2 separate regions of the Homo sapiens genome follow, and region 1 is linked to region 2. A link is a loop called in an ENCODE intact Hi-C map of the cell type or tissue named here. Cell type or tissue: CD4-positive, alpha-beta T cell. All regions are shown on one strand. Each heading gives the region's core, and the rest is flanking DNA. Links, peaks and the distances in the headings are about the cores only. Region 1 has its middle 80 kb from the start of PBDC1. Region 2 holds the start of PBDC1 (polysaccharide biosynthesis domain containing 1).

The links. Hi-C counts contacts between places; a loop is a spot of excess contacts. Peaks named below come from ENCODE experiments on the same cell type or tissue, not always from the same donor. Only the 100,000 strongest peaks of a DNase experiment are listed, where the experiment ranks them.
Region 1: a loop joins it to region 2, with 3 times the contacts of the local background. A loop is called at or near these places in 19 of 110 quality-filtered maps.

Annotation. Positions count from the first base shown.
Region 1 is chrX:76,245,218-76,260,514 of GRCh38, forward strand. It overlaps the pseudogene LOC100533728. Among named protein-coding and RNA genes, the nearest start is that of PBDC1, 80 kb to the left of the region's middle. In CD4-positive, alpha-beta T cell, for the core only: a CTCF peak has its summit at 8,459 (motif pointing left); a DNase peak (open chromatin) is centred at 8,414.
Region 2 is chrX:76,166,753-76,182,049 of GRCh38, forward strand. It overlaps PBDC1 (polysaccharide biosynthesis domain containing 1), which reads left to right and starts at 6,310. Exons shown (of 6, transcript NM_016500.5): 1 at 6,310-6,416; 2 at 6,833-6,898; 3 at 8,138-8,197; 4 at 8,721-8,861; 5 at 10,129-10,240; 6 at 10,864-11,562. The coding sequence starts at 6,387. The coding sequence ends at 11,156. RefSeq lists enhancers at 6,322-7,179, 6,393-6,692. In CD4-positive, alpha-beta T cell, for the core only: no CTCF peak of the experiment used is centred there; DNase peaks (open chromatin) are centred at 6,289 and 6,879; H3K4me3 peaks cover 2,027 bases; H3K27ac peaks cover 2,386 bases.

The DNA of each region.
Region 1 (15,297 bases), core at 4,437-12,436, 80 kb after region 2:
TCAGAAAAGAAAGAGGAGACATTACAGTGGATCCCACAGCAATACAAAGAATCATAAGAGAATATTGTGAATAATTTTACATCAACAAATTGAATAATCTAGAAGAAATGTGTAAATTCCTAGAAACATACAGCCTACCAAGACTGAATCATGAAGAAAAAGAAAACCCAAATAGAGCAATAATGAGTAAGGGGATTGAATTGATTGTAGTTTCCAATTAATATAACTCCCTTATATTAGGGTTTGGAGGTAAGGGTATACATAAGCTTGGAGGTGAATATAAAGCTGATGGAATGATGGAATAATTACATATGCATATAATCCCTGAGAATGGCTCTTTCCCAATTGAAGGGTTCTGCCATCCCACACTATCATCAAAATTTGAAACTCTCATCTTATATGGCAGAAATGTCATAAGTTTTGAAGAAAATAAGATGGGAGTGATTTGTTTTCTAGTGCTTTACTCTCTAGTGGTCTCCTTTTCTTAAGCTAAGGACTAAAAAGAAGTTTGAACAAGAAGTCCCATTTCCTCTAGTAATAACTGTGAGAGGAATCTTTATTGAGCTTAGCTTCACAGATTCCTGCCCACCATGATTTGTTGCATGGAGTGCAATACACTTTCTCATGTTTCAGAAAAGGCCTGCTGTTTATCTAAAAAGTAAAACATGAGGTGTTGGCTAACAGGTTAGCAGGGTTCTTGTGTTTGGGATTGGGTGAAGCCCTAGTAGAGGATGCTAAATAGAATGTCTTTGTGAGTGTCTAATAAGAACATGATTACACCTCACAGGATGCTAATATATGCAGGTTTGGGCTCCTAATAATCTGTCACAATAACCAAAGCAATAGGAATACAAATATAATAGCAAATACCAACCAGTGTTGTAGCAGGACACTGATCAAAATCTGACTCTTTGACTCTATATAAGTGAATTCAGAGCTTCGTTGGAGCTCAGGGAAGAAGGAAGAAAATCCTGAGTTGTTTTAAACGAGAAATGACTGAGAAAACACTAAAATTGATTTATTGAACTGAAGTTGATTTTATTAAGTTTTTAGCCCATGGCTGATATGGGTACTTTAAGTTGAGTTATGTAAAAATACAAATGCTTTCTACTGAGGAATTTAAGGTTTAACCTTTCAGAAATTTATTGTTTAAGAAAATGTTCTAATTAACAGTATTGCTTTTGCTGCTTATCCTGGGTGCTGTCATACATATTTTTCCCTTTGTGCTAACTTAGCACAGTTATCATCCGCTCATGTTTTAGATAGACACTTTATATAGATTCTGGTTAAGGTCCCCAGATTAACTCCTACGAGCACCCAGTTGTACAAAGAAAATATAACTTTTCATTTTCGGCAAAGTGGCCACATTTTATTTTAGAGTCCCAGTTTTCCTCTGGGGAAGATAAAGTGGGGAGAGTAACTGTGAATAATGGCTTCTCAGCCTTTTCTCAGAAGTGTTCCTTATTGTTTCACTGGTCAATTCAAAGTTAAACTCCCTAGTTATATCTGTTTTCCCCTTACTCTCTTCCAGAATCTTGTCTCAATATATGAGAAGGCTTATTATTATTTAAGGTTCTCAACATTTTTATGCATTTATTTAAATTGACAGATTAATTTGTATGTATTTATTATGTGCAGCATGACATTTAAGTATATACATATACTGTAAAATGGTTAAATCCAGGCAATCGACAAATGCATCACCTCACATAGTCAAAATTTTTGTGGTGAGATCCCTTAACATTCAATTCTTGTGTGTTTTTTAAAAATACAATATATCATCACCACTATAGTGACCACGTTGCACAGTAGATCTCTTGAACTTATTTCTTTTATGTAACTATAGCTACGCATTCTTTGGCCACCATCTCTCAAATTCCCACTCCCTGCTAAATACCCCTGCCTTTGGTAACCACCATTCTACTCTCAACTTTTTAAGATTCCACATATGAATAAGATCATGTAGTATTTTTCTTTCTGTATTTGGCTTATTTGATTTAAGATAATGCCCTCCAGTTCATCCACATTGTCGCAAATAACAGGATTGCCATCGTCTTTATGGATGCATAGTATTCTATTGTGTAGTTTTTAAATTTGTGTTTCAGATTGTTCACTGTTGGACTATAGAAATGCTACTGATTTTTGTAAATTAGTTTTGTATCCTCTAACTTAACTGAAATTATCAGTCCTAATAGTTTTTTGTTGAGTCTTTAGGTTTTTTCAAATATAAGATTATATCTTTTGCAAATAAGGAAAATATGACTCCTTTCCTTTCAATTTGGATACCTTTCATTTCATTCTCTTGTCTGATTTTGCAGCTTGAACTTTCAATACTATTTTGAATAACAGTGGTGCAAGTGGGCATCCTTGTGTTCCAGATCTTAGAGGAAAGGCTTTCAGTTTTTCCCCATTCAGGATAACACTAACTGTGGGTCTGTCATATATGCCTTTTATTACGTTGAAGTATATTCCTTCTATACCAAGTTTTTTTAGGGTTTTTATTATAAAAGGGCATTTGATTTTATCAAATGGTTTTTCAGCATCAATTAAAATGATCATATGGTTTTATCCTTCATTTGATATGATGTATTACATTGATTTGCATATGTTGAACCGTTCTGACATCCTGAGAATAAATCCCTCTTCCCAGTGATAATCTAACTAACGTATTTTGAATTCCACTTGCTCATATTTTGTTGAAGATTTTTGCATCAATATTCATCAGTGATATTGGCCTGTAATTTCCTTTATTCCATGTGTCTTTGGTTTTTGTATCAGGATAACATTGGCTTATAGAATGAGTTTGGAAGTATTCTCTCCTCTATTTCTTGGAATGGTTTGAGTACAATTGGTATTAGTTCTTTAAATGTTTGGTAGAATTCAGCAGTTAAGTCATTTGGTCCTGGGCTTCTCTTTACTCAAAAACTTATTATTATGGCTTCGATCTTGTTACTTGTTGTTGGTCTTTTCAGGTTTTGGATTTCTTTCTTGTTCAATCTAGGTATGTTGTATGTGTCTAGAAATTTGTCAATTTCTTCTAGGTTTTCAAATTTATTGGCTTATAGTAGCCACTAATGATTGGTTCATAGTAGCCACTAGTGATTTTTGAATTTCTGCAGTATCTGCTGTAATGTCTCCTTTTTCATGTCTGATTTTATTTACTTGGATCTTCTTTCTTTTTTTCTTTGTTAATCTGGCTAAAGATTTTTCAATTTTGTTTAGCTTTTTAAAAAAACAAACTTTTTGTTTCATTGATGTTTTGTATTTTTTCATTTAATTTTATTTATTTCTGCTCTGATATTTATTATTTCTTTTCTTCTACTAACTTCATATTTTGTTTGCTCTTGCTTTTCTAGTTCTTTAAGATGTATCACTAAATTGCTACTTTGAAGTTTTTCTTTTTTTGATGTTGCCACTTATAGCTATAAATTTTCATCTTAATACAACTTTTGCTGTATCCCATAGATTTTGGTATGTTTTATTTCCATTATCATTTCCTTTAATAATTTTTTCATTTTTTTTTCTAAATTCCCTCATTGATGCCCTGGTAATTCAGGAGCATATTGTTTAATTTTTATGTATTTTCATAGTTTTCAAAGTTGCTCTTCTTATTAATTTCTAGTTTTATTCCGTTGTGGTCAGAGAATATGCTTAATATTATTTCACTTTTTTAAAATGTTTTAAGACTTGTTTTATAACCTAACATATGGTCTATCCTTGAGAATGATTAATGTGTTGAGGCAAAGAATGTGTATTTTGTAGCCATTGCATGAAATATCTGTAAATCATTAGATCCATTTGTTCTATAGTTCAAATGAAGTCTGATATTTCTTTGTACATTTTTTTGTCTGAAAGATCTGTCCAGTGCTGAAAGTGAGGCATTGAAGTCTCTAACTATTATTGTATTATTGTATTGGACTCTATATTTCTCTTTAGCTCTAATTATATCTTGCTCGATTTTCACATATCTGGGTGCTTCAGTGTTGGGTGTGTTACCAGCGATGGGTCTGCAACTGGTGGCATTTCCACAGCAATTCCAGCCCTTGTCTTCTTAGAAAAAAGAGTTCAACTGAGAGATGGAGGCAAATTTTAAAGCAGAGGCAGAGTTTTGTTAAAAGAAGCAAAGTACATTTGGAAGATGGCCAAGAGAGGAACTTGAGAGATCAAGTGCCATGCTCAGTCTGTGGCTTGGGATTTTTATATCCTGTATTGGTTCCAGGTTTTCTTTTCTATTCCCTTGATTTATCCCTCCCTTGGGCTGGGATATTTCTTTGATTCATGAACAGTGACCTGTCATCACTTTCGAGGGGCCACATGTGCAGTGTGTTTACTGAGGTTGTGCCCATGCTCACTTGGGGCATTTCTTTTACTGATCGAGTGCCCCCAGAGGAAGGCCATATACCAGTCAAACTTGGTCATTTTGCCCCCTACTGTGCATATTTAAGACCTTATCAAGGAATTGTGGTTTGCTGGCTCCAGATATCTCCTATCCTTTGGGAACTTCTCTACCGCTTAGTGCCAGTCGTGGCCACTTATCATTTCAGAGAAACAGTTTTATGATTGCCTAACCATCATCTAATGAGTGCCTACATTTCTAGGGCCCTCACTTATTATCCTAGAAGAAGAAGTTGTATAATCACCCGGTTATCAGCCAGTGAGTGCCTGCCATTTTGGCAGGGCCCTCTCCCACTCTGCTCATATCTGTATAACTACCTACTCTAACATTCTGCCTTCAAAAGTCTGAGACCCAATTCTTTGGGATAATGGGTGAAGGTCAGTCTTCTGTAACTGCTTCTTGCTGACAGAGGGGCAGTGTTTGGCCCATGGGTCTCAGACTCTTGCTAGTTGTCAGGGAAGGGTGGCTCCATAGGCCAGCAACAGTGGTGCCCAACCAGGTTCAATGAACACAGGTAGGGTTTTGCCTCTGTCATATTCCGCTGATGGGCAATCCAGTGGTCCCCTATAGAAGGCTGACTCGTGAGTATTGAGAGGACAGTATCCTTTACTTATCCTTCACTGATGATCTTCTGGAGCTTGACAGCTTGAATGCAAGAGGAGAAAAATTGGGTTATTAGATTGAGAAGATATGGACCAAAAAGGAGCAAAAGTAATAGAATGAAAAGATGGCCTAAAAAGGGAAAAGTCCAGAAAAACCATTTCAGGTTCCTTCTTAATTTCTCATAAATTGTTCTCATAAATGGGAGGCTTGATTTTTGAGTTGTCTGATGCTGTCTTGCATTTTTCCTAATTGATTTACCCAGAAACAACATTTTTCATCTAAGGTTAAACAAATTCTTCCCTGTGCTACCATTAACATATATGGCTCTTGGCATTTCTAGAGGACCATGGCTGTGAAAGAGTCAATTTTTTCTTGCATGGCTGCTAAGGTTTTAGCCATGGCATCAATACTGTTGGCTATTTCTGTTGAGAGTTGGCTATAGGTTTAGGAGGCATGTGTGACTCCAGCAATTTCTGCTCCTGTACTGGCTCTGATGTCGAGTCCCACAAGAAGTGGAATTAATTGGATAGCCCTCCTCAACCTGGGCAAGATGGAATGCCCATGGATTGGTATTGGAAGGGAGTGATTTCCAGGAGCTATGAAGATGTCCAGGGATACATAGCATATAGTATAAGTTCCAGTTCATTCAGTGGGGAGGCATTGGTGAACTGAATGACCAACAATATGAAAGACTTCTCAGGTTTTAAGACAAATAGAGATGTCAAAACCAAATAAGGGGGTAAAAGTAGGTATAGAAAATCCTGAGGTTGCTGACTTGCTCAGATTGATGGTGGATATGGTCATGACCGCCAAGATTTGGGTGCATGAGGTGTGGCTCTGATTAGCTCCCTTGTTTCTATTCTCCCAAAAAAGAGAATTTTGAGTTTGTTCCAATAGAACCCTTTCTTCTGTAGCACTGAGATTGGCAATTTGCATACATGGGTGTAATCAGTAGGATGGAACCAGAAATTTTGAGTACTGCATGTGTTTGGGCATTCTCGACAAAACTGAGTGGATTTATCTTGCAGTGTCCCTTGAGGAAAGGTAATACTTGGAGGTTTGGGAAATACTGGTTGATGTTGGACCTGGCTGTGGGGGTATGTTTGGTAGATCTGTTGGCTAGAGTCTATGGTGATAGTGACATTATAGACTGTACTGGGAAGAGCACTTACATCCATTCCATTTTCCTTTTTGATTATGACACAAATAGGGGCTGTCCCCACTAAGGTGATATTAGTAAAGAGGGGCTCAAAAATGGGAGACTTCTCACAGGTATCAGGGAAATCTTGCTTTACTTTTGTAAGAAGCCTATTTGAAGACCTGATTATTCCTTTTAGATTACGATGCCATTGATACAAAATGTGTAGTTCTGCCTCTATTCTCATCCAATCTCTGGGCGACACAGGATAAGTTATCTCTGGTGTTTTAGAAGAAGAGCTAGTGCATAACCAGCAGTTGTTGGAGTAAGGAAATTCTGTGCTTTGAAGCAACTGTAGTGCTTTTTCCAATTAAGAAAAATCAAGATGGTACTGTGCTGCTAGTAAAGAGGTGAAAATGAGAATTAGCAGGAGTGGGCCCATGGTGCCATAATGAGATTGTGAAAAAGAGAAATTAGTAACAAATCAAGTTGTAAAGGGAATTGCCCGAAAGTAAGTTAAGGTGAAGAAAAATTAGCAACAAAGTAGTTTCTCTTGGGACTTTGGGGGGGCATACAGGTTAGGGTTAAAATAAGGTGAATAAGTGATGCTATTGCAAACAGTATTCCTAATATTGGAATTATATTACTTTGAGGTGAAAGGATCTGCGGAGGCATTGGTTATCTTTCCATCTAAAGAGGAATTTCAGATCCTTCAATTGTTCACAATGTATTCTGGAGTTGAAGTCGTTGGATTCAGTTCCAGTGTTTAAGGGCCTTTCCAATACTTCACTCAGGTGTAGTGTATCCAGCTGCTAATCTCTGTTACTTTAATGGCCGTGAGGGTAGAAATAGAAAATGCAACAGTAAAGGGTCTCTCTTTGACTGGAGTTAGTTGGGAATTTGGGGTTCTATTCTTCCAAGCTTTGAGGAGAACCAGTGAGTTTGGAGGATATAGAGGTGGAGATTTTTTCTCTTCTAATTTTGTGTTTGTTTTTAACCCATATTCCTGGAGGGCTTGATGGAGGTCTGCTAGAAAAGAGACATACTGGTTGATTTTAGCAGTTTCTTCATCTAGCAGTAAGTCAGAATACAGGAATGGCCTAACATATAAGGCCTTGAAGGGGCTTAATTGCAAAGGGGTCTGAGAGGCAACACAAATCTGAAGGAGAACTAAAGGTAAGAGGTCCACCCATGTCTGTACTGTTTCCTGACAGAGTTTATTGAGGATGTGTTTGAGGGTTTAGCTAGTTCTTTTCAGGTTCCCTGAAGATGGTGGTCTCCAGGCAAAGTGAAGGTACCCTTTTATGCCTAGGCAGAACTGACCTGCTGATTCGTTTGGGAAATTAAGGATGGACCATCGTCTATTTGCGGTGACCTAGGAAGCCTGAATTGGGGAATGAGTTCCCTTAGGAGGAATTAGCTGCCTCTTGTGTCTTTTCAGTCCTTGTGGGATAGGCCTGTACCCATCCTGTGAAGGTGTCTACACAGACCAAGAAGTACTTATGCCCGCAGCATGTGGTGAGCTGAGTATAGTGCAACTGCCAGTCCTCCCCAGGGTATGTACCTGTCCTTTGGGTTGGACTTGGGGGCTTCCCTCTTTGGGGATTACTTATGATGCACAAGTTGAAAGGTTGACAAACATGTTGAATAGTTTTGTTTATTCTCTTCCTATCTACTTGATATAGTTTGGATCTGTGTCTTAACCAAATATCATGTCAAATTGTTGCAGATGAGGCCTGGTGGGAGGTTGTTGAATTATGGGGGTGGATCCTTCATGAATTGTTTAGCATCATCCTCTTGGTGGTGTTCTTGTGAAAGGTAGCTAGCCTTTTTGTACAGCCTGTAGAAGTATGAGACAATTAAACCTCTTTTCTTTATAAATTACCCAGTCTCAGGCATTTCTTCACAGCAATGCAAGAATGGAATAATACACTACTAAACATTAATTTACATATTTGCCGTAGATTGTCCTTTTCAACGTGGCAGGAGTTGTGTGAACTCGTGATGACCTTCTACCCTTGGGAGGCCCTTGGTAGATGGAGAAGTTCCCCAAGTTTGTACCATTTATTGGTTTCTTTTTGATACCTACGTTGGGTGGTTCAATTTATTTCTTCCTGAGTGTATTGGAGAGGGGATAATTCAGTGGGGAGCAATGGGAGTAAGGCCCCAGGTAAGTATCCTTTGAGACAGCTGCCTCTTTAGTTTGGGGTTGGTCATCCTATTTTCTTGTGCAGTTTCATTGGAGCCCCTCTGGTGTCTCTCACAGGGTACTACTGCCACCTCCTGGGTCAAGTGAACAGCATCTAGTAGATCTAAGATTTGGGATCTGTACTGCCCTTGTCAACGTGATGAGTTCCACTAGTTGTGCTGAGGTCCCCACGGGACAGAGCTTTTATCTCTATGACTTGGGAAAGGGACACTATAAAGTACCCTGCATGTCTAGCTCTATTCCAGATAAAACTACTCCCATCTGAAAATCATATTTTGTTTGGATTGTCCAGAAGCTGATCCTCTAAGTCCTCCAAGCTGGCATAAATTTGGTTAAGTATTTCACAGCATAAATGTGCCAGGTTATTGTTTCCTGGTAGTGGAAGTAAGGTTGGCTGAGTTGAGGATGGAGTACCGCTAAACTGTTACCTGTGGGTTTTCTAGTAACAGGCCCTGGTACTTCAACAGTTTGTTGTCAGTGAACCATTGTGGCCCTTTTATGTTCAATAAGGGGCCTGTATGGTGTGATGGCAGGATCTGGATTAACTGTCCCATGGTGATTTTGAGGGCCTCCTAGTATAGGAGCCCTGCTGCACTCACTATCTTGAGGCAGTGTGGTCACCCTCATGCAACTGGGTCTAGGTTCGTTGAAAAGGTACCTACTGGAGATTTGATTAGCCCTATGGTTTGAATTAGGACTCCTAAGGCTACAACTTGTCTTTCAGTAACAAAAAGCTGAAATGGTTTGGTTAGTATGGGTGGTCCAAGGGCTAGAACTTGTGAGAGGGCAGTTTTTAGCTGCCTAAAAGCTTGCTCCTGATATTTTCCCCAGAAAAGCGAGTTTCTATTAGTCATTTTTTTTAAGTCTGATTAAGGACTTAACAATTCTATCATACCCCGGTATCCAAAGTCTGCAATATCCTGTGATTCCCAGAAAGGCCTGAAGTAGCTTTTGGGTGGTTGGGGTAGGTATTTTAAGGATGACCTATATTCATTCTGGGGAGAATTTAGGATCTCCACAGGTCAGGATTATCCCCAGGCATTGGACCTCTTGTCTTAGTAGTTGTGACTTGGATAGTTGGACACTTCATACCCTCTGGGTATTTAACCTCTTGTCTTAGTAGTTGTGACTTGGACACTTGGACACTTGGACACTTCATACCCTCTGCCTGCAAGGAAATTTAGTGTTTGAACTAGATGCTGGATTCCCAGCTCATTCATAGATTAATAGGTTAATAGGCTATTTACATAATCTATTATGCAGATTAACAGGTTATTTATGTAACATAGGAGAAAGGCAGTCTAGGCCACAAGGCCTGCAACTCTTAGATGAGTACTAGTACTGGACTAGGCCCAGAGAGAGTAGACTAGTGGGGCATGCAACCTACTGAGACACCAGCTGGGGCAACTAACAGAGTGCTGGCATCACCCATCCCCTGAAACTAGGCTGCAAAGCATGGGTCCAAAAGAGACCCCATTCTTCCAGTTGTAGGGAGGAGAGAAAAGAGTGGTGAGAAGTTTGTCTTGCATCTTAAATGCCAGCTAAGCCAAAGCAGCATAGGGCACTTCTCAGAGTTGTGGGGCACTGTTCCAGGCCCTAGCTTCCAGATGACATTTTAGACATGCCCGAGCCAACTTCGTACTTTATGCTCAAGATTGCTATAGCGATTTGACATCTTTTGTGATACTGTAAGAATTTTAGAATTACTTTTTCTAAATTTGTGAAAAATGTAATTGGTATTTTGATAATGATTAAATTGAATCTATAGATTGCTTTCAGTAGTATTGATATTTTAACAATATTCTTATTTTTTCTTTTTTTTGTACCTTAAGTTCTAGGGTACATGTGCACAACGTGCAGGTTTGATACATAGGTATATAGTTGCCATGTTGGTTCGCTGCACCCATCAACTCGTCATTTACATTAGGTATTTCTCCTAATGCTGTTCCTCCCCCAGCCACCCACCCCACGACAGGCCTCAGTGTGTGATGTTCCCCACCCTGTGTCCAAGTGATCTCATGATTCAATTCCCACCTATGAGTGAGAACATGTGGTGTTTCGTTTTCTGTCCTTGCGATAGTTTGCTCAGAATGATGGTTCCCAGCTTCATCCATGTCCCTGCAAAGGACATGAACCCATCCTTTTCTATGGCTGCATAGTATTCCATGGTGTATATGTGCCACATTTTCTTAATTCAGTCTATCATTGATGGACATTTGGGTTGGTTCCAAGTCTTTGCTATTGTGAATAGTGCTGCAATAAACATATGTTTGCATGTGTCTTTATAGTAGCATGACTTATAATCCTTTGGGTATATACGCAGTAATGGGATTGCTGGGTCAAATGGTAATTCTAGTTCTAAATCCTTGAGGAATCACCACACTGTCTTCCACAATGGTTGAACAAATTTACACTCCCACCAGCAGTGTAAAAGCATTCCTATTTCTCCACATCCTCTCCAGCATCTGTTGCTTCCTGACTTTTTAATGATTGCTATTCTAACTGGCGTGAGATGGTATCTCATTGTGGTTTTGATTTGCATTTCTCTGATGACCAGTGATGATGAGTATTTTCTCATGTCTGTTGGCTGCATAGATGTCTTCTTTAGAGAAGTGTCTGTTCATTTCCTTTGCTCACTTTTTGATGGGGTTGTTTGTTTTTTTTCTTGTAAATTTGTTTGAGTTCTTTGTAGATTCTGGATATTAGCCTTTTGTCAGATGGGTAGATTGCAAAAATTTTCTCTCATTTCTGTATGTTGCCTGTTCACTCTGATGGTAGTTTCTTTTGCTGTGCAGAAGCTCTTTAGTTTAATTAGATCCCATTTGTCAATTTTGTCTTTTGTTGCTCTTGCTTTTGGTGTTTTAGACATGAAGTCCTTGCCCATGCCTATGTCCTGAATGGTATTGCCTAGGTTTTCTTCTAGGGTTTTTATGGTTTTAGGTCTAACATTTAAGTCTTTAATCCATCTTGAATTAATTTTTGTATAAGGTGTAAGGAAGGGATCCAGTTTCAGCTTTCTACATATGGCTAGCCAGTTTTCCCAGCACCATTTATTAAATAGGGAATCCTTTCCCAATTTCTTGTTTTTGTCAAGTTTGTAAAAGATCCGATGGTTGTAGATGTGTGGTATTATTTCTGAGGGCTCTGCTCTGTTCCATTGGTCTATATCTCTATTTTGGTACAAGTATCATCCTGTTTTGGTTACTGTAACCTTTTAGTGTAGGTTGAAGTCAGCTAGTGTGATGCCTCCAGCTTTGTTCTTTTGGCTTAGGATTGACTTGGCAATGCAGGCTCTTTTTTGGATCCATATGAACTTTAAAGTAGTTTTTTCCAATTCTGTAAAGAAAGTCATTGGTAGCTTGATGGGGATGGCATTGAATCCATAAATTACTTTGAGCAGTATATCCATTTTCACAATATTGATTCTTCCTATCCATGAGCATGGAATGTTCTTCCATTTGTTTGTGTCCTCTTTTATTTCGTTGAGCAGTGGTTTGTAGTTCTCCTTGAAGAGGTCCTTCACATTTCTTGTAAGTTGAATTCCCAGGTATTTTATTCTCTTTGTAGCTAACGTGAATGGGAGTTCACTGATTATTTGACTCTCTGTTTGTTGGTTAATTGTGTATAGGAATGCTTGTGATTTTTGCACATTGATTTTCTATCCTGACACTTTGCTGAAGCTGCTTATCAGCTTCAATTAAGGAGATTTTGGGCTGAGACGATGGGGTTTTCTAAATATACAATCATGTCATCTGCAAACAGAGACAATTTGACTTCCTCTTTTCCTAATTGAATACCCTTTATTTCTTTCTCTTGCCTGATTGACCTGGCGAGAACTTCCAATACTATGTTCAATAGGAGTGGTGAGAGAGGGCATCATTGTCTTGTGCCAGTTTTCAAAGGGAATCCTTCCAGTTTTTGCCCATTCAGTATGATATTGGCTGTAGGTTTGTCATAAATAGCTCTTATTATTTTAAGATACGTTCCATCAAAACCTAGTTTATTGATAGTTTTTAGCATGAAGGGCTGTTGAATTTTGTTGAAGGTCTTTTCTGCATTTACTGAGATAATCATGTGGTTTTTGTCATTGGTTCTGTTTTCTGATGATTTACGTTTATTGATTTGGGTATGTTGAACCAGTATTGCATGCCAGGGATGAAGCCGACTTGATCATGGTGGATAAGTTTTTGATGTGCTGCTGGATTTGGTTTGCCAGTATTTTATTGAGGTTTTTCGCATAGATGTTCATCAGGGATACTGGTCTAAAATTCTCTTTTTTTGTTGTGTCTCTGCCAGTCTTTGGTCTCAGGATGATGCTGGCCTCATAAAATGAGTTAGGGAAGATTCCCTCTTTTTCTATTGATTGGACTAGTTTCAGAAGGAAAGCTACCAGCTCCTGTTTGTACCTTGGTAGAATTGTGCATGCTTTTTTTTGTTGGTAGGCTATTAATTATTGCCTCAATTTCAGAGCCTGTTATTTGTCTATTCAGGGATTCAACTTCTTCCTGGTTTAGTCTTGATAGGGTGTACGTGTCGAGGAATTTATCCATTTCTTCTAGATTTTCTAGTTTATTTGCATAGAGGTGTTTATAGTATTCTCTGAAGGTAGTTTGTATTTCTGTGGCATCGGTGGTGATATTCCCTTTATCATTTTTTATTGCATCTGTTTGATTCTTCTCTCTTTTCTTTTTTATTAGTCTTGCTAGCGGTCTACCAATTTTGTTGATCTTTTCAAAAAACCAGCTCCTGGATTCATTGATTTTTTGAAGAGATTTTTGTGTCTCTATCTCTTTCAGTTCTGCTCTGCTTTTAGTTATTTCTTGCCTTCTGCTAGCTTTTGAATATGTTTGCTCTTGATTCTCTAGTTCTTTTAATTTTGATGTTAGGGTGTCAATTTTAGATCTTTTCTGCTTTCTCTTGTGGCCCTTTAGTGCTATAAATTTCCCTCTACACACTGCTTTAAATGTGTCCAAGAAATTCTGGTATGTTGTGTCTTCATTCTCTTCGGTTTCAAAGAACACCTTTATTTCTGCCTTCATTTCATTATTTACCCAGTAGTTATCAGGAGCAAGTTGTTCAGTTTCCATGTAGTTGTGCAGTTTTGACTGAGTTTATTAATCCTGAGTTCTAATTTGATTGCACTGTGGTCTGGGAGACTGTTTGTTGTGATTTCTGTTCTTTTACATTTGCTGAGGAGTACTTTACTTCCAATTATGTGGTTAATTTTACAGTAAGTGTGATATGGTGCTGAGAAGAATGTATATTCTGTTGATTTGGGGTGGAGAGTTCTGTAGATGTCTATTAGGTCTGCTTGTTGCAGAGCTGAGTTCAGGTCCTGGATATCCTTGTTAACCTTCTGTCTTGTTTATCTTTCTAATGTTGACAGTGGGGTGTTAAAGTTTCCCGTTATTATTGTGTGGGAGTCTACGTCTCCTTGTAGGTCTCTAAGGACTTGCTTTATGAATCTGGGTGCTCCTGTATTGGGTGCATATATATTTAGGATAGTTAGCTCTTCCTGTTGAATTGATTTCTTTACCATTATGTAATGTCCTTCTTTGTCTCTGTTGATCTTTGTTGGTTTAACGTCTGTTTTATCAGAGACTAGGATTGCAACCCTTGCTTTATTTTTTGCTTTCCATTTGCTTGGTAGATCTTCCTCCATCCCTTTATTTTGAGCCTATGTGTGCCTTTGCAGTTGAGATGGGTCTCCTGAATACATCACACTGATGGGTCTTGACTCTTTATCCAATTTGCTAGTCTGTGTCTTTTAATTGGAACTTTTAGCCCATTTACATTTAAGGTTAATATTGTTATGTGTGAATTTGATTGTGTCATTATGATGTTCGCTGGTTATTTTGCCTGTTAATTGATGCAGTTTCTTCCTAGCATCAATGGTCTTTACAATTTGGCATGTTTTGGAGTGGCTGGTACCGGTTGTTCCTTTCTGTGTTTAGTACTTCCTTCAGGATCTCTTGTAGGGCAGGCCTGGTGGTGACAAAATCTCTCAGCATTTGCTTCTCTGTAAAGGATTTTATTTCTTCTTCACTTATGAAGCTTAGTTTGGCTGGATATGAAATTCTGGTTTGAAAATTATTTTCTTTAAGAATGTTGAATGTTGGCTTCCACTGTCTTCTTGCTTGTAGGGTTTCGGCCAATAGATCTGCTGATAGTCTGATGGGCTTCCCTTTGTGTGTAACTCGACCTTTCTCTCTGGTTGCTCTTAACACTTTTTCCTTCATTTCAACCTTGGTGTATCTGACCATTATGTGTCTTGGGGTTGCTCTTCTTGAGGAGTATCTTTATGGTGTATTAATAAACTCAGTCAAAACTGCACAACTACATGGAAACTGAACAACTTGCTCCTGATAACTACTGGGTAAATAATGAAATGAAGGCAGAAATAAAGGTGTTCTTTGAAACCAAAGAGAATGAAGACACAACGTACCAGAATTTCTTGGACACATTTAAATACAGAACACTCTGTATTTACTGAATTTGAATGTTGGCCTGCCTCGCTATGTTGGGGAAGTTCACCTGGATAATATCCTGAAGAGTGTTTTCCAACTTGGCTCCATTCTTCCCAGCACTTTCAGGTAGACCAATCAAATGTAGATTTGGTCTTTTCACTTAGTCCCATATTTCTTGGAGGCTTTGTTTGTTTACTCTTTTTTCTCTAACCTTGTCTTCTCACTTTATTTCGTTAATTTGATCTTCAATCACTGATACCCTTTCTTCCACCTGATCGAATTGGCTATTGAAGCTTGTGCATGCCTCACAAAGTTCCCATGCCATGGTTTTCAGTTCCATTAGGTCATTTAAGGTCTTCTCTACACTGGATATTCTAGTTAGCCATTCATCTAACCTTTTTTCAAGGCTTTTAGCTTCCTTGCAATGGTTTCAAACATCCTCCTTTAGCTCGCAGAAGTTTGTTATTACCGACCTTCTGAAGTC
Region 2 (15,297 bases), core at 2,588-10,587:
TGAGACCCTGTTCTAAAATGGTATGTAAAAGAATTAGGACTTGATTTCAAGGTCTAAGTTTATCACTAGATGGTATTATGGATACTGGATGGTTTTTCTTGAGTTTCCCTTCCTGAGAAGCAAATCTGTTTACCAGCTACAATATAGCAGTACCTGTAGTTCATGGCCAGCCTGGCAGCACTATCTTACTACAGTACCCTTTGGAGCACTAAAGTTACTGTTAATGACAAAGAGAAAGGATGGAGAAGAAATTCTGGATATGACAAAATGCCGAGAGGGGTTTATGGAGACTAGTGAATGTAAAAGGGAGGGACATTGATGGCATCCGTGTCATGATGGCCACTGCACCTCAAGACAACAAGATCTTCAGGGATTTGTGAGTCCTCATGTCATAAGGGATGCAATACATTGTGTCATCTCCTGTAACAACTGTGTCAGGTTGGCCAGAATGGCATCTCAAAGAACTATTGTACTTACTCCTGACCACAAAACAGTCCGGGGACAGGATCACCATTCTCACATGTAACAGTTTCAGCAAGATGGCACAAACAACTTATTTTACTTGCTCCCCATTACATTTTGTTAACCAGGTTTTCTCCTCTCATGGAATACTCTATCACAATATTTCTGACTACAGCCCCAGGGTTTTTTTTTTTTTTTTTTTTTTTGCTTCCAGCTTTTGGTAACAGGTTTCTAAGCCAACCAAGTTTGCTTTCCTGTCTGTAGTCTAATAGCCAAACAGACCATAAGAATCATGTCCCTGAAGAGTGTCTACATGGCCTATTTTGCTACTCAATTCATGTTCAGTAACTCATTGAGCTCATTATCCCAGGTATGGCTAGTTTATACCTAGTTCATACATCAATTTAGGCTAGAAGCCATACCTGGTATTAACTCTTTGTTACTTTTTGAGACATACTTCACCACATATTGTAATGTAATTATTACAACTGTTTCATGGATGCTTGAAAATAATGCATAGTATATAATTGTTGGGTTTAGGGCTGTGTACTCATGAAATCAAGTATTTTTATTATGTTGTTTGAAACTTCTAAATTCTTATTAAATTATTGGCTGTTTGAGCTATCAATTGCTGAGAGACGTGTTAAAATATATCTTTTAATGACTTTGCTTATTTCTGCTTGTACTTTTTTCAATTTTTGCTTTATATATCTTGAAGCTGTATTACTACAAGGTGTCTGGGACAAGACTTAATCTGGGAAGGCATCCCGAGGTCACCGTTGCACTTTCTCCTGACCATAGAACATATCCTGTTAACATGATTAATAGAGATGTCCTCTTTAACATCCTGCTTTCACATTAAGCAGCCTTATACGAGGATATGAGTCATCTCCTGTAATTATCATGAACCACACCTGTCACAAGAAACACCTTTATTATCCAGATTTTATATTTTTATAGCAAACTAACTTACATGATTTCTCACTGTAGCCCTATTTGTCCTCCCAGCTTTTAATGACCAGCTTCGACATTTTTCAAATTGCCTTTCTCATATAGTCTGACAGCCACCAAGACCATGTAATCCATTTTCTTAGGTAGTATGTACATGGTTTAACCAACTGCAAATAGCAGTACTCATCTAACTACCTTGCTACTGACAAACTCATGTTTGATAACTCACTGCCTTCCTCTACCCTGTCTCCTACCAATTATAATTTTTACCTTCTCCACACTCCTTGGATACCTTGTGTTATAGATGCCTTAGCCTTTTAATCAGGATTAGTGATGCCTTTTGGTTCCACTGATGGCATATTCCCATTACCCGTCTAGGAAGCTAAAGAACAACTCATTGGAGTCCTTCCAAAAAAATAGAGGAAATCATACCAGTGGATTTCCATCCCCAGTTTTCTTACTCAACACCAAAAGGTCTTTTCTTGATGTAGTTTTTTTTTTTATTTTTATTTTTTATTTTTATTTTTGGAGACGGAGTCTCGCTCTGTCACCAGGCTGGAGTGCAGTGGTGCGATCTTGGCTCACTGCAACCTCCACCTTCCCGGATCAAGCGATTCTCCTGCCACAGCCTCCTGAGTAGCTGGGACTACAGGTGTGTGCCACCACGCCCGGCTAATTTTTTTTATTATTAGTAGAGATGGGCTTTCACCATGTTGGCCAGGATGGTCTCAATCTATTGATCTCGTGATCCACCTGCCTCGGCCTCCCAAAGTGCTGGGATTACAAGCCTGAGCCACTGTGCCTGGCCTGATATAGCTCTTAAAGTCCACCAACCCTCCCTTTTTATTTCCTGCCTTTTGTTCTTGACTGATTCCTCTCTCCTTTGTTTTAACAGCCAACTATTTTGAGTCTATCCGAAATAAGGTAAAGGCAAACACATATTCTGATAACTTTGCCTAGGCTGGTTTCCTTGCCTGGCAATATGAAAAGCTCCAGGTGACAGTTTTATCTCCTGCTGTTTTGTGATACAGAAGCAGTTGGCTTTTGCAATATTGGGAGGAGTCAATTCCTGGTCTCTACAAGTATCTAAGTCTGAGTGGTTGAGTAGTGAGTATTTATCTTATTTTATAGTTATGTATGTATATATGTATCTATGTATTTATTTGAGGTAGAATCTTGATCTGTCACCCAGGTTAGAGTGTAGTGGCACGGTCGTGGCTCACTGTAGCTAGCCTTGGCCTCCCAGCCTCGAGCAACCCTCCTGCCTCAGCCTCCCTAATAGCTGAGACTACAGGTATGTGCCAACACTCCAGGCTAATTTAAAACTTTTCTTTTGTAGAAATGGAGTTTCACCATATTGCCCAGACTTGTCTCAATCTTCTGGAGTCAAGCAAACCGCCTGCCTCAGCCTCCGAAACTGCCGAGGTTACTGGTTTGAGCCACCACATCCAGCCTAGTTACCTTATTTAAAACAATAAAAAATAACCCTAAAAAACAAAGTATTCACATATTACACATTTTAATGGGTTTTTAAATTGAAAGGCAGGCTAGGCGTGGTGGCTCACACTTGTTATCCCAGCACTTTGGGAGGCCGAGGTGGGTGGATCATTTGAGGTCAAGAGTTCGAGACCAGCCTGGTCAACATGGTGAAACCTCGTCTCTACTAAAAATAAAAAAAAAAAATAGCCCAGCTATTACAGGTGGTGCGCACCTGTAATCCCACCTATTCGGGAGGCTGAGGCAGGATAATCACTTGAACCTGGGAGGCAGAGGTTGCAGTGAGCTGAGATCGTGCCACTGCACTCCAGCCTGGATGACAAAGTGAGACTGTCTCAAAAATAAATAAATAAATAAATAAATAAATAAATAAATAAATAAATAAATTTAAAGGCAATGAATTTCCTCAAAATATTAGATAAAGCAAATTACTCAAATGCTTCCTCAAGTAAAAGACCAGTTGGGTCTCTTGGATTTATTCTTGTCTATTTATTATGAACCAATTTGGCCATCAACTTGAGTCTATACCTCTATGCTACTCTACTGACCTCCTGGTAATGCCCCTGCATTTACTAACATTCGGCATACATGTGGATGATTTATCTTACATTCAGAGTTCTGTATTACATGGAGACTGCTGCCTTTGAAAAACCATGTCCTCCAGCTTTAGTAGTTCCCTAAAAACTTCCCTCCATCTCCCTGTTTGATTGGTTCTTCCACTCCCCTGAGTTGCTATTCAGAGCAAGCAACTTGTTAAAGACAAGACTTTAACATATTCCCTCTTGTGCTGAGCTGCCCTCTTACACTTTATGGAGAAAACAGAAGGTGTCTGGAGGGAACACCACAATTTCCTACTTTTGCTATCTCTCTTCATTCATGAAGTTTCTCTGGAGATAGAGCTAGCACATCCTCCAGGACGGTATTTTGCATAAGGCCAGTTACTCTGTACTCTTAAGTTTCTCTAAACTGAAAATAATTTTTGAAGTGCCTGGGTTTCCTAAAACATTAAAAATAAGACCCATTAACCATATGATTAATTATATGATCCAGTGATCCCAATTCTGGGTAAATATCCAAAAAAATGAAAGCAAGTTCTCACAGTGATATTTGTACACTCATGTTCATAGCAGCATTATTCACAATAGCCAGAAGGTGAAAGCAACCCAAGTGTTTATCGATGAATAAATGGATAAACAAGATGTTGTATTTACATACAACGGATTTTTTTTTTTTTTGAGACAGAATCTCACTCTGTTGCCCAGGCTGGAGTGCAGTGGCGCGATCTCGGCTCAGTGCAACCTCTGCCTTCCAGGTTCAAGCAATTATCCTGTCTCAACCTCCCAAGTAGCTGGGATTACAGGCACCCGCCACCATGCCTGGCTAATTTTTTTGTATTTTTAGTACAGACAGGCTTTCACCGTGTTAGCCAGGCTGGTTTCATACTCCTGATCTCAAGTGATCCGCCTACTTCAGCCTCCCAAAGTGTTAGTATTACAGGCATGAGTCACCGCACCCGGCGTTAATGGAATATTATTCAGCTTTAAAAATGTAGGAAATCCGGTCATATGCTACAACGTGGATGAAAGTTGAGGACATTATTCAGTCCCCAAAAGAAAAATACTGTATAACTCCAGTTATAAGCAGTGTCTAACATAGTTAAATTCATAGAAACAGAAAATAGAATGGTGGCTACCAGGGGCCAAAAGGAGAGGAAAGTGGAGAATCGTTCTTTAATGCATACAGAGTTTCAGTTTTGCAAGATGAAAAAGTTCTGGAGATCTGTCACACAACAATGTAAATATACTTAACACTACCTAAGTGTACACTTAAAAATGATTAAAATGGTAAATTTTTATATTATCTGATCTTTACCCCGATTTTTTTTTTAAAGTCCCTAGACCTCATGTTTCTTTCTAGCTGCACCTGTTTTGGAAGAACTTTCCATGATCACTAACATCTCTTCTTTATCTCCCACTCCCTCTTCAACCCACTACCATCTGACTTCTGCCCTTGTTCAGGTTGTCAATGACCATTCCACTAAACCTGCTCTTGCTAAGGTTGTCAACCTCCCTATATTTTTATGCTTAGTATACTCAACTGAGAGTACTGGGGTCTGCTCACCACTTATTTCTAGAAGCTCTTACATCCTTTGGTTTCTGTGAGGCTCTGCCTTGTTCTTTGACAGACAATCGACAACTTTTTTTTTTTGCTGCCTTTTTTCCTTCATAAATGCTTGACCTGCTGCTTTTTATGTCTTTACAGTACTTTAGAGATTTCTTATGAAAGCTCAACTAAACCTGAAGTACCAACTATCAAATTTATCTCTGATCAGATCTCCCTCTGCCTGGTCAATTCTATCTGAATGACCCATAGGCTCTTATAACTTAACTTCTCAAATTAAACTCATCATTTCTCCTCTGTGTTCCCTTGCTCAACGATATTTATGCCCAAATCCTATTCTGAAATCTGGGAGTCATACTAGAATCCAAATTCCCCTTTATCCTCTACATGAAATTAGTCAAAAAGTTCTATTGATTCTAAGCCCCATTAATTCTCAAAATTCATCTCAACTGCCACTGCTTTAGTTTAGATTTTCATCACCCACTGCCTTCAAACTGGTGTCTCTGTCTCCAATTTTGTCTTCCTCAAATTAATCTTCTATGTTGTGTTAGAGTGATCATAAAAGTTAAATCTGACCATGAAGCTGGCCTACTTAAAAATCTTCAGTAGCTTACTGTTGCTCTAAGGGTAAACTCTCTACTCTTTAACATTCAGCATACCAAAGGCCCTGTGCTCCCTCAAATGATTATAGATGACTCCACTTTGGATTCAGCTATACTGCTTTTGTAATTCCCAGCAAGGTGCCACTAATGGCTTTGTTTGTGCTATTCCCTCTGCCTGGACTGTCTTTCCCTGTCTGCTTGGCTAAGCTCCCCTTCATGATTCAGCTTAGGTATCCCCCATTCATGCTCCCACATCATCCGATGCTATGCTGTGAGCACTACTGTATCCGGTCCCTCACTATATCTAGTTGTTCCAAGGCAGGGACTAAATTCTTCATTCCTGCACTCTGCGCCCTAGCACCATGCATTTTCGTGAATCACTCCCTGGTTTGGGGTACTGGTGTGTATGTGTATGCGCATGTGCGTATATGCGCATATGAATGGAGAGTAAATTTGAATTTTTGCTGGGCACACGGCGCAGTGAAGACAAGAAAGGGGCACTATTTTAACACAACCTTTTCCCGTGATCACCACCGAAAATTACTGACGAGTCAATCACCTCAGATCTCTCAAGCAGTCCAGCCTACGCAACAGTACTCCACCTCTGCGCCTGTGCGGGGAGGGTAAGGCGGGGCCAGCAACTTCCTCAGCTGGAGGGAGAGCGCACGGTGGAGCCGCCAGTTGAGAAGGACTCTGATCCGGCTCAGCTTTCCAATCAGCTGCGGAAGGAGCCACGCTTTCGGGGGTTGCAAGATGGCGGCCACCAGTGGAACTGATGAGCCGGTGAGACGCTGTTCTGGGGTCGGGTGAGTGGGGAGGTCGAGCCAGGTGGAGCCTTTTTTTTTTCTTTTTTGAGACAAGGTGTCACTCAGTCGCCCAGGCTGGAGTGCAGTGGTGGGATCACCGCTTACTGCAGCCTCGACCTCCAGCGCTCAGATCTTCCGCCCACCTCATCCTCCCGAGGAGCTGGGACTACAGGCCCGTGCCACCACGCCCAGCTACATTTTTTGTATTTTTTGTAGAGACGGGGTTTCGCCATGTTGCCCAGGCTGGTCTCAAACTCCTGGGCTCAGGCGATCCGCCCGCCTCGGCCTCCCAAAGTGCTGGGATTACAGGCACGAGTCACTGCGACTGGCCTTGGGGGGAGCCACCGCGCCCGGCCTTGGGGGGAGCCTTGAACTCTTTTTCCTCCTTTCTAGGTTTCCGGGGAGTTGGTGTCTGTGGCACATGCGCTTTCTCTCCCAGCAGAGTCGTATGGCAACGATGTGAGTATGACTCACCCACAGCTCCCACCCACTCAGCTAGCCTGGGATCTCTGCAGGACCTGCCTGCCACTAAGTTATAACTTCACGTCCTGATAATCTACTGCAGACCCTCTCCACTTACACCAGAAACTGCACCTTCGTTCAGTTCGTTTTAATCTTGGTCCACAAACGCAGGACTAACGCCTGTGGAAGTGGTTCCCCAAGTTGGCCACGCTTTAGAATTACTGGGGAGCTTTTAAACATCCCGCTGCCTAGATTGCAGTTCATACCACCTAAATCAGAATGTCTGGGTAATGAGAGCCAAGAATCAGTATTTTTAAAGGGTCTCTGAGGGATTCCATTGTGCAGCTTATGGTGTGTCTGGTTTAGAAAATTACTGAGAAAGTATATGAGGTATTTTCCAAAACAAGACAAGAGGATGTGAGAATAGTAAAAACACCCAAATAAGAGTGTGATACATATAATGAGTGGGTCAGGCCATAAGATCCAAATAATTTAGCTGAAGGAGAAATCCCTAAGGGGCCAAGGCAGTGGAAGACTTGACTGAGGAAATGGAGCTTTACCTGTATCCTCAAAGTGTAGGTGGACAAAGGACATGGATTGGCACGTGGGAAAAGTGCATGGTCTAAGGCATGGAGGTAACAAATGCAAATGGCTTTTTCTGGAGTCAGTGAAATAGCTCGGTCTCGTTGGAATGGGAGATTCCAGTGGAACCTCCAGTGGGGTGCTTGGTAAGACTTATTATAACCTTGACCTGTTTCATGTGCTAATTCATTTCTAGGTGTTACAGTATGGGGAATTGGCTGTTTGGTAAACAAAAATGATTATGACATGCTTCAGTCTTAAAAGTGAAAAGTAATTTTCATTTTGATTCTTTGTTCTCCCAACAACTCAGTGGAATTGATGGGTATATTATTTCAGTTTTACAATGATTTAACTCAATCCTGAGAAGGTGATTTATCTCCTGCTTTATTTAGTCTCCCAGCTTTCACTAGCAGCTGGGAAAAGATAGCCGGTGGCTCATTGTGTTCATTATACTGTGTAGGTAGCTTTTTTTGGTTGTCATACAGACAAAATAATTATTGTCCAAATTTATTACTCCAGTTTTTATCATTTGACAGTAACATCAAGTTTGGTAGCCCTCTTGAGCATTAACTAGACATCCACATACTTCCTTAATTTGCTATTCAGTAGTAGGATGGGGAGATTTATGACCTGGCATTCTTCACTCCTTTGCAGCCTGACATTGAGATGGCTTGGGCCATGAGAGCAATGCAGCATGCTGAAGTCTATTACAAGGTGAGTTGTCTTTCTTCATCATTAAGCAGAATTAAACATGTAATTATAGTGTATGATGCTCTGCTTATCACTATTCTCAGCAAGTTAAACAGTTGTGTTTTGGAGATCGTTTTTATTAATGTAAGTTCTTACCCACAGACAACAGAGGAGCGAAGGCAAATTTGTTTCTACAATGAGTTCTGCTGCTTTGCCCAGCGTTATAATGCTAACTGACAAAAGGGCGTCTGGCCCATACATAGTAGGCACTTAATAAATGTTTGTTGAATGAATGAACAATCCACGGAGGGCAATAGCCAGGCAGTACTGTGGTTAAGTAAGCCAACTGCCAAATTGGTGGAAGGGATTGTAATAATATATTATGGCCTTAAACTGTGTCATGATTTCATCTAGGATGTAGACTGTCGACACTTCCTGAAGAGATCTTCTGCCCTGAGAACCATAAAGGTTTTCTGGTGGGGATGGGGAAGATAGAAGTATAGTAAATTACAGACTAGCATCTGTATGTTGTCTTACTGTTTCGCAGCTGATTTCATCAGTTGACCCACAGTTCCTGAAACTCACCAAAGTAGATGACCAAATTTACTCTGAGTTCCGGAAAAATTTTGAGACCCTTAGGATAGATGTGTTGGACCCAGAAGAACTCAAGTCAGAATCAGCCAAAGAGGTAAAAATTCTCTTTCTTAAATATTACTTAGCATTTAACCAACAATTTTTGATTGCGAATGTTTTTTTACATTTAAGCTCTTTTTTTGTTTGAGAAAAATATGTAAAGAACCAGAACTTCTTTTCTAGTTGTAATCAACTAAGTTAGGAAATGAATGTTTTTCCAGTTTATGGACTTTTCATGTTGTTGAGTCTATTTTTTTCTCCTTTTTGTCTTGGACATTTTAAATCTCCACCCATCAGCCCTTTCAGAGGAGGATGGATCAGTTTATTTAGGTAGTATAGCCAGAAGGCTTGGATGGGGAGTGGCAAATAGGGTATAGGAAGGTGTTTTGATTCTCTGGATTTAAGTTCATGTGATTACAGGCCATGGGTAACTGGAAAACTTTTGTTTTTCATTGCTTATGTGATTATCCTATACTTTGATAGGAAACTAACACATTTACAGTTAGGAAAAAAATGTTTTCCTTGAGAGTAAACCCTTGGCTAATGAAGAATCTAAAGTTTTTGTTTGTTTGTTTGTTTTGTTTTGTTTTTTGTTTTTTGGTTTTTTTTTTTTGATACAGGGTCTCACTCTGTTGCCCAGGCTGGAGTGCGGTGGTGCCATCTCAGCTCACTGCAACCTCCGCCTCTCAAGCTCAAACAGTCCTCCTGCTTCAGCCTCCCTAGTAGGTGGGACTGCAGGTGCATGCTACCATGCCCAGCTAATATTTTGTATTTTTGGTAGAGACAGGGTTTCACCATGTTGACCAGGCTGGTCTTAAACTCCTGAGCTCAAGCGATCCGCCCGCCTCGGTCTTTCAAAGTGCTGGGATTGCAGGCGTGAGCCACCACACCCAGCCAAGAAACTACACTTTTAACTCCTAGCAGGCAGTTAGTGATCTTTGTCTTTGGAAAACTGTCACTACTGAATGGACTTCTTTATTAAAATCATTTGTGTTTTAGTGGGGATAGATGACCATTTTGGGCTGAACTGACCAATAACTTCAAAACAAAACAATTGACTTAAGAAATAATATTTTAATTCTGCAGTAAAGGATTTATATATTTTTCAGAGTAAAATATTGTTCATCTTGGGAAATGGCAGTCTAAAGACACAATAGGTAGCACAGAAACGCATTGCTAGTTTCACTGTGAAACCAACAATCACCTCAATCCCAGTCTCACTATGATTATTTTCCTTACTGGGAAAATGGAAGTCCCTCTCCTGGCCTTAGTACGTCAGCCTCTTGCATTTGTCAGCTAAAGCATCGTTTTTGCCTTTATAGAAGTGGAGGCCATTCTGCTTGAAGTTTAATGGGATTGTTGAAGACTTCAACTATGGTACTTTGCTGCGACTAGATTGTTCTCAGGGCTACACTGAGGAAAACACCATCTTTGGTGAGTTTCTTCCCTCTGGAATTGTTTCTGTGTAAGGAGACTGAACAGTCTGGCTTTACTGATGAATCAGTGATGTGTATAGTTAGGTCACCTTATCTTGTTTCATCTTTAAAGATCTTGTTGCTATTTTTATGTAACTTGAAGATAGTTAAGTATTTTCAATCTCATTAATATGAGATTGGAATTAAAGATCTCTGAAGTTTATGACTATACTGGAATGGTTTGCATGTTATTTCAATTTTGTCAGTAGATTTCCAGCATATTTAGGGAACAGGCCAGGCACAGTGTCTCATGCCTTGTAATACCAGCACTTTGGGAGGCTGACATGGGAGGATCACTTGAGCTGAGGATTTTGAGACCAGCCTGGGCAACATAGGGAGACCCCATCTCTACAAAAATGTTTAAAAAATTAGCCAGGTATAGTGGTGAGTGTTTGTAGTTCCAGCTATTCAGGAGATTGAGGCAGGAGGATTGCTTGAACCAGGGAAATTGAGGCTGCAGTAAGCTGTGATTGTGCCACTGCAGTCCAGCCCTGGTCATCAGAGTGAGACCCTGTCTCAAAAAAAAGAGATTTAGGGAATAAGCTGAGAGTAGGATGATAATCAATTCTGTTCACTTTTCAGCCCCCAGGATACAATTCTTTGCCATTGAAATTGCTCGGAACCGGGAAGGCTATAACAAAGCTGTTTATATCAGTGTTCAGGACAAAGAAGGAGAGAAAGGAGTCAACAATGGAGGAGAAAAAAGAGCTGACAGTGGAGAAGAAGAGAACACCAAGAATGGAGGAGAGAAAGGAGCTGATAGTGGAGAAGAAAAAGAGGAAGGAATCAACAGAGAAGACAAAACTGACAAAGGAGGAGAAAAAGGGAAAGAAGCTGACAAAGAAATCAACAAAAGTGGTGAAAAAGCTATGTAAGGTATACAGGGAACAGCACTCTAGAAGCTATGACTCAATTGAGACTACAAGTACCACGGTGCTACTTGCACAGACCCCTTTGGTTAAATGTAAATTCTTGTACAATTGAAGGATACGCAGAAGGACATCTTTCTAGTCTAACAGTCAGGAGCTGCTCTGGTCATTCCCTTGTATGAACTGGTCTAAAGACTGTTAGTGGGGTGTTAGTTGATTTTTCCTGGTATACTGTTTCTTGGCTGACACTACTGGTCAAGTAAGAAATTTGTAAATAAATTTCTTTTGGTTCTTATTATCTATATCTGTGACTGACTTTAAAAAGGTATTTGACACTTGAAATTTTTTTCAAATATGTAATCTCATCACCATGTCTTATATAAGATAATTTACTCCTGTTTCTTACTGCTTCTCACTGTTTCCTGTAGTGAAGTTCTCTAAACTTGTTAAGTTATACCTGGTGTTGGGATTAGAAGTCCTTACATAAGAATTGACTCTTAATCTCTGAGTGACTATAACTCCCTGATTTCTTTGCTATATATGACAAAATATTTGATAAATAGCAGCAACCTGAACCTGTCAAACTAGTGAATGCAGCCCAGTTCATATTAGAAGAGCAAGAGACTGGACATGCTTCAGTATTTGCTTTTCTTTTGGTAGCCAGAATGTTACCTGAAAGCTAGCAAAAAAAAAAAAAAAAAAAAGGGAAAACCAGACAGAGTAGCTACCCCCTTTTTTTTTTTTTTGGAGATGGAGTCTTACTCTGACTCCCAGGCTGGAGTGTAGTGGCACAATCTTGGCTCACTGCAACCTTGGCCTCCTGGGTTCAAGTGATTCTCCTGCCTCAGCCTCCCAAGTAGCTGGGACTACAGGTGCGTGCCACCATGCCCAGCTAATTTTTTGTATTTTTAGTAGAGACGGGGATTCTGTGAAGAAAGTCAATGGTAGCTTGATGGGGATAGCATTATATCTATAAATTACTTTGGGCAGTATGGCCATTTTCACTATATTGATTTTTTTCTCTCCATGAGCATGGAATGTTTTTCCATCTGTTTGTGTCCTCTCTTATTTCCTAGAGCAGTGGTTTGTAGTTTTCCTTGAAGAGGTCCTTCACATCCCTTGTAAGTTGTATTCCTAGGTATTTTATTCTCTTTGTAGCAATTATGAATGGGAGTTCACTCATGATTTGGCTCTGTTTGTCTATTTTTGGTTTATTGGTGATTTTTGCACATTGATTTTATATCCTGAGACTTTGCTGAAGTTGCTTATCAGCTTAAGGAGATTTTGGGCTGAGACGATGGGGTTTTCTAAATATACAATCATGTCATCTGCAAACAGAGACAATTTGACTTCCTCTCTTCCTATTTGAAAACGTTTTATTTCTTTCTCTTGGCTGATTGCCCTGACCAGAACTTCCAATACTACATTGAATAGGAATGGTGAGAGAGGGCATCCTGGTCTTGTGCCGATTTCCAAAGGGGATGCTTCCAGCTTTTGCCCATTCAGTATGATATTGGCTGTCGGATTATCATAAATAGCTCATTATTTTGAGATACGTTCCATCAATACCTAGTTTATTGAGAGTTTTTAGCATGAAGGGGTGTTGAATTTTATGGAAGGCCTTTTCTGCATCTAATGAGATAATCATGTGTTTTTTGTCATTGGTTCTGTTTATGTGATGGATTATGTTTATTGATTTGCATATGTTGAACCAGCCTTGCAACCACAGGATGAAGCTGACTTGATCGTGGTGGATAAGCTTTTTGATGTGCTGCTGTATTCGGTGTGCCAGTATTTTATTGAGGATTTTCCTATTGATGTTCTTCAGGAATATTGGCCTAAAATTATCTTTTTTTTGTTGTGTCTCTGCCAGGCTTTGGTATCAGGATGATGTTGGCCTCATAAAATGAGTTAGGGAGGAGTCCCTCTTTTTCTATTGATTGGAATAGTTTCAGAAGGAATGGTACCAGCTCTTCCTTGTACCTCTTGTAGAATCTGGCTGTGAATCCGTCTGGTCCTTGACTTTTTTTTTGGTTGGTAGGCTATTAATTACTGCCTCAATTTCAGACCTTGTTATTGGTCTATTCAGGGATTCGACTTCTTCCTGGTTTAGACTTGGGAGGGTGTATGGGTCCAGGAACTTATCCATTTCTTCTAAGTTTTCTAGTTTATTTGCATAGAGGTCTTTTTAGTATTCTCTGATGGTAGTTTGTATTTCTGTGGGATCAGTGGTGATATCCCCTTTATCATTTTTCATTGTGTCTATTTGATTCTCTTTTCTTCTTTATTAGCCTGGCTAGCAGTCTATCTATTTTTTTGATCTTTTCAAAAAACAGCTCCTGGATTCATTGATTTTTTGAAGGGGTTTTTGTGTCTCTGTCACCTTCAGTTCTGCTCTGATCTTAGTTATTTCTTATCTTTAGTTAACTTTTGAATTTGTTTCTCTTGCTTCTCTAGTTCTTTTAATTGTGATGTTAGGGTGTCGATTTTAGATATATCCTGCTTTTTCTTGTGGGCATTTAGTGCTATAAATTTCCCTCTAAATACTGTTTTGGCTGTGTCCCAGGGATTCTGGTATGTTGTGTCTTTTTTCTCATTGGTTTCATAGAACATCTTTATTTCTGCCTTCTTTTCGTTATTTTCCCAGTAGGCATTCAATAGCAGGTTGTTCAGTTTCCATGTAATTGTGCAGTTTTGAGTAAGTTTCTTAATCCTACTTTCTAATTTGATTGCACTGTGGTCTGAGAGACTGTTTGTTATGATTTCCATTCTTTTGCATTTGTTGAGGAGTTTTTACTTCCAATTATGTGGTCAATTTTAGAATAAGTGTGATGTGGTTCTGAGAAGAATATATATTCTGTTGATTTGTGGTGGAGAGTTCTGTAGATGTCTACTAGGTCTGCTTGTTCCAGAGCTGCATTCAAGCCGTGAATATCCTTGTTAATTTTCTGTCTCATTTATCTTTCTAATATTGACAGTGGGCTGTTAGTCTACCACTATTATTGTGTGGGAGTCTAAGTCTCTTTGTAGTTCTCTATGAATTTGCTTCATGAATCTGGGTGCTCCTTATTGGGTGCATATCTATTTAGGATAGCTAGTTCTTTTTGTTGCATTGATCCCTTTACCATTATGTAATACCCTTCTTTGTCTCTTTTGGTCTTTGTTGGTTTAAAGTCTGTTTTATCAGAGACTAGGATTGGAACCCCTGCTTTCTTCTGCTTTCCATTTGCTTGGTAAATATTTCTCCATCCCTTTATTTTGAGCCTATGTGTGTCCTTGCACGTGAGATGGGTCTCCTGAATACAGTACACTGATGGGTCTTGACTCTATCCAATTTGCCAGTCTTTGTCTTTTAATTGGGGCATTTAGCCCATTTACATTTAAGGTTCATATTTTTAATGTGTGAATTTGATTCTGTCATTATGATATTAGCTGGTTATTTTGCCTGTTAGTTGATGCAGTTTCTTCATAGTGTTGATGGTCTTTACAATTTGGTATGTTTTTGCAGTGACTAGTACCGGTTGATCCTTTCCTTGTTTAGTGCTTCCTTCAGGAGCTCTTGTAAGGCAGGCCTGGTGGTGACAAAATCTCTCAGCATTTGCTTGACTGTAGAAGATTTCATTTCTTCTTCGCTTATGAAGCTTAGTTTGGCTGGATATGAAATTCTGGGTTGAAAATTCTTTTAAGAATGTTGAATATTACCCTCCACTCTCTTCTGGCTTGTAGCATTTCTGCATAGAGATCCGGTGTTAATCTGATGGGTTTCCCTTCGTGGGTAACCCGACCTTTCTCTCTGGCTGCCCTTCACATTTTTTCCTTCATTTCAACCTTGGTGAACCTGACGATTATGTGTCTTGGAGTTGCTCTTCTCGAGGAGTATCTTAGTGGTGTTCTCTGTATTTCCTGAATTTGATTGTTGACCTCTCTTGCTATTTTGGGAAAGTTCTTCTGGATAATACCCTGAAGAATGTTTTCCAACTTGGTGCCATTTTCCCCGTCACTTTCAGGTACACCAATCAATCATAGGTTTGGTCTTTTCACATAATCCCATATTTCTTGGAGGCTTTGTTTACTTCTTTTCATTCTTTTTTCTCTCATCTTGTCTTCACACTGTATTTCATTACATTGATCTTCATTCTCTGATAGC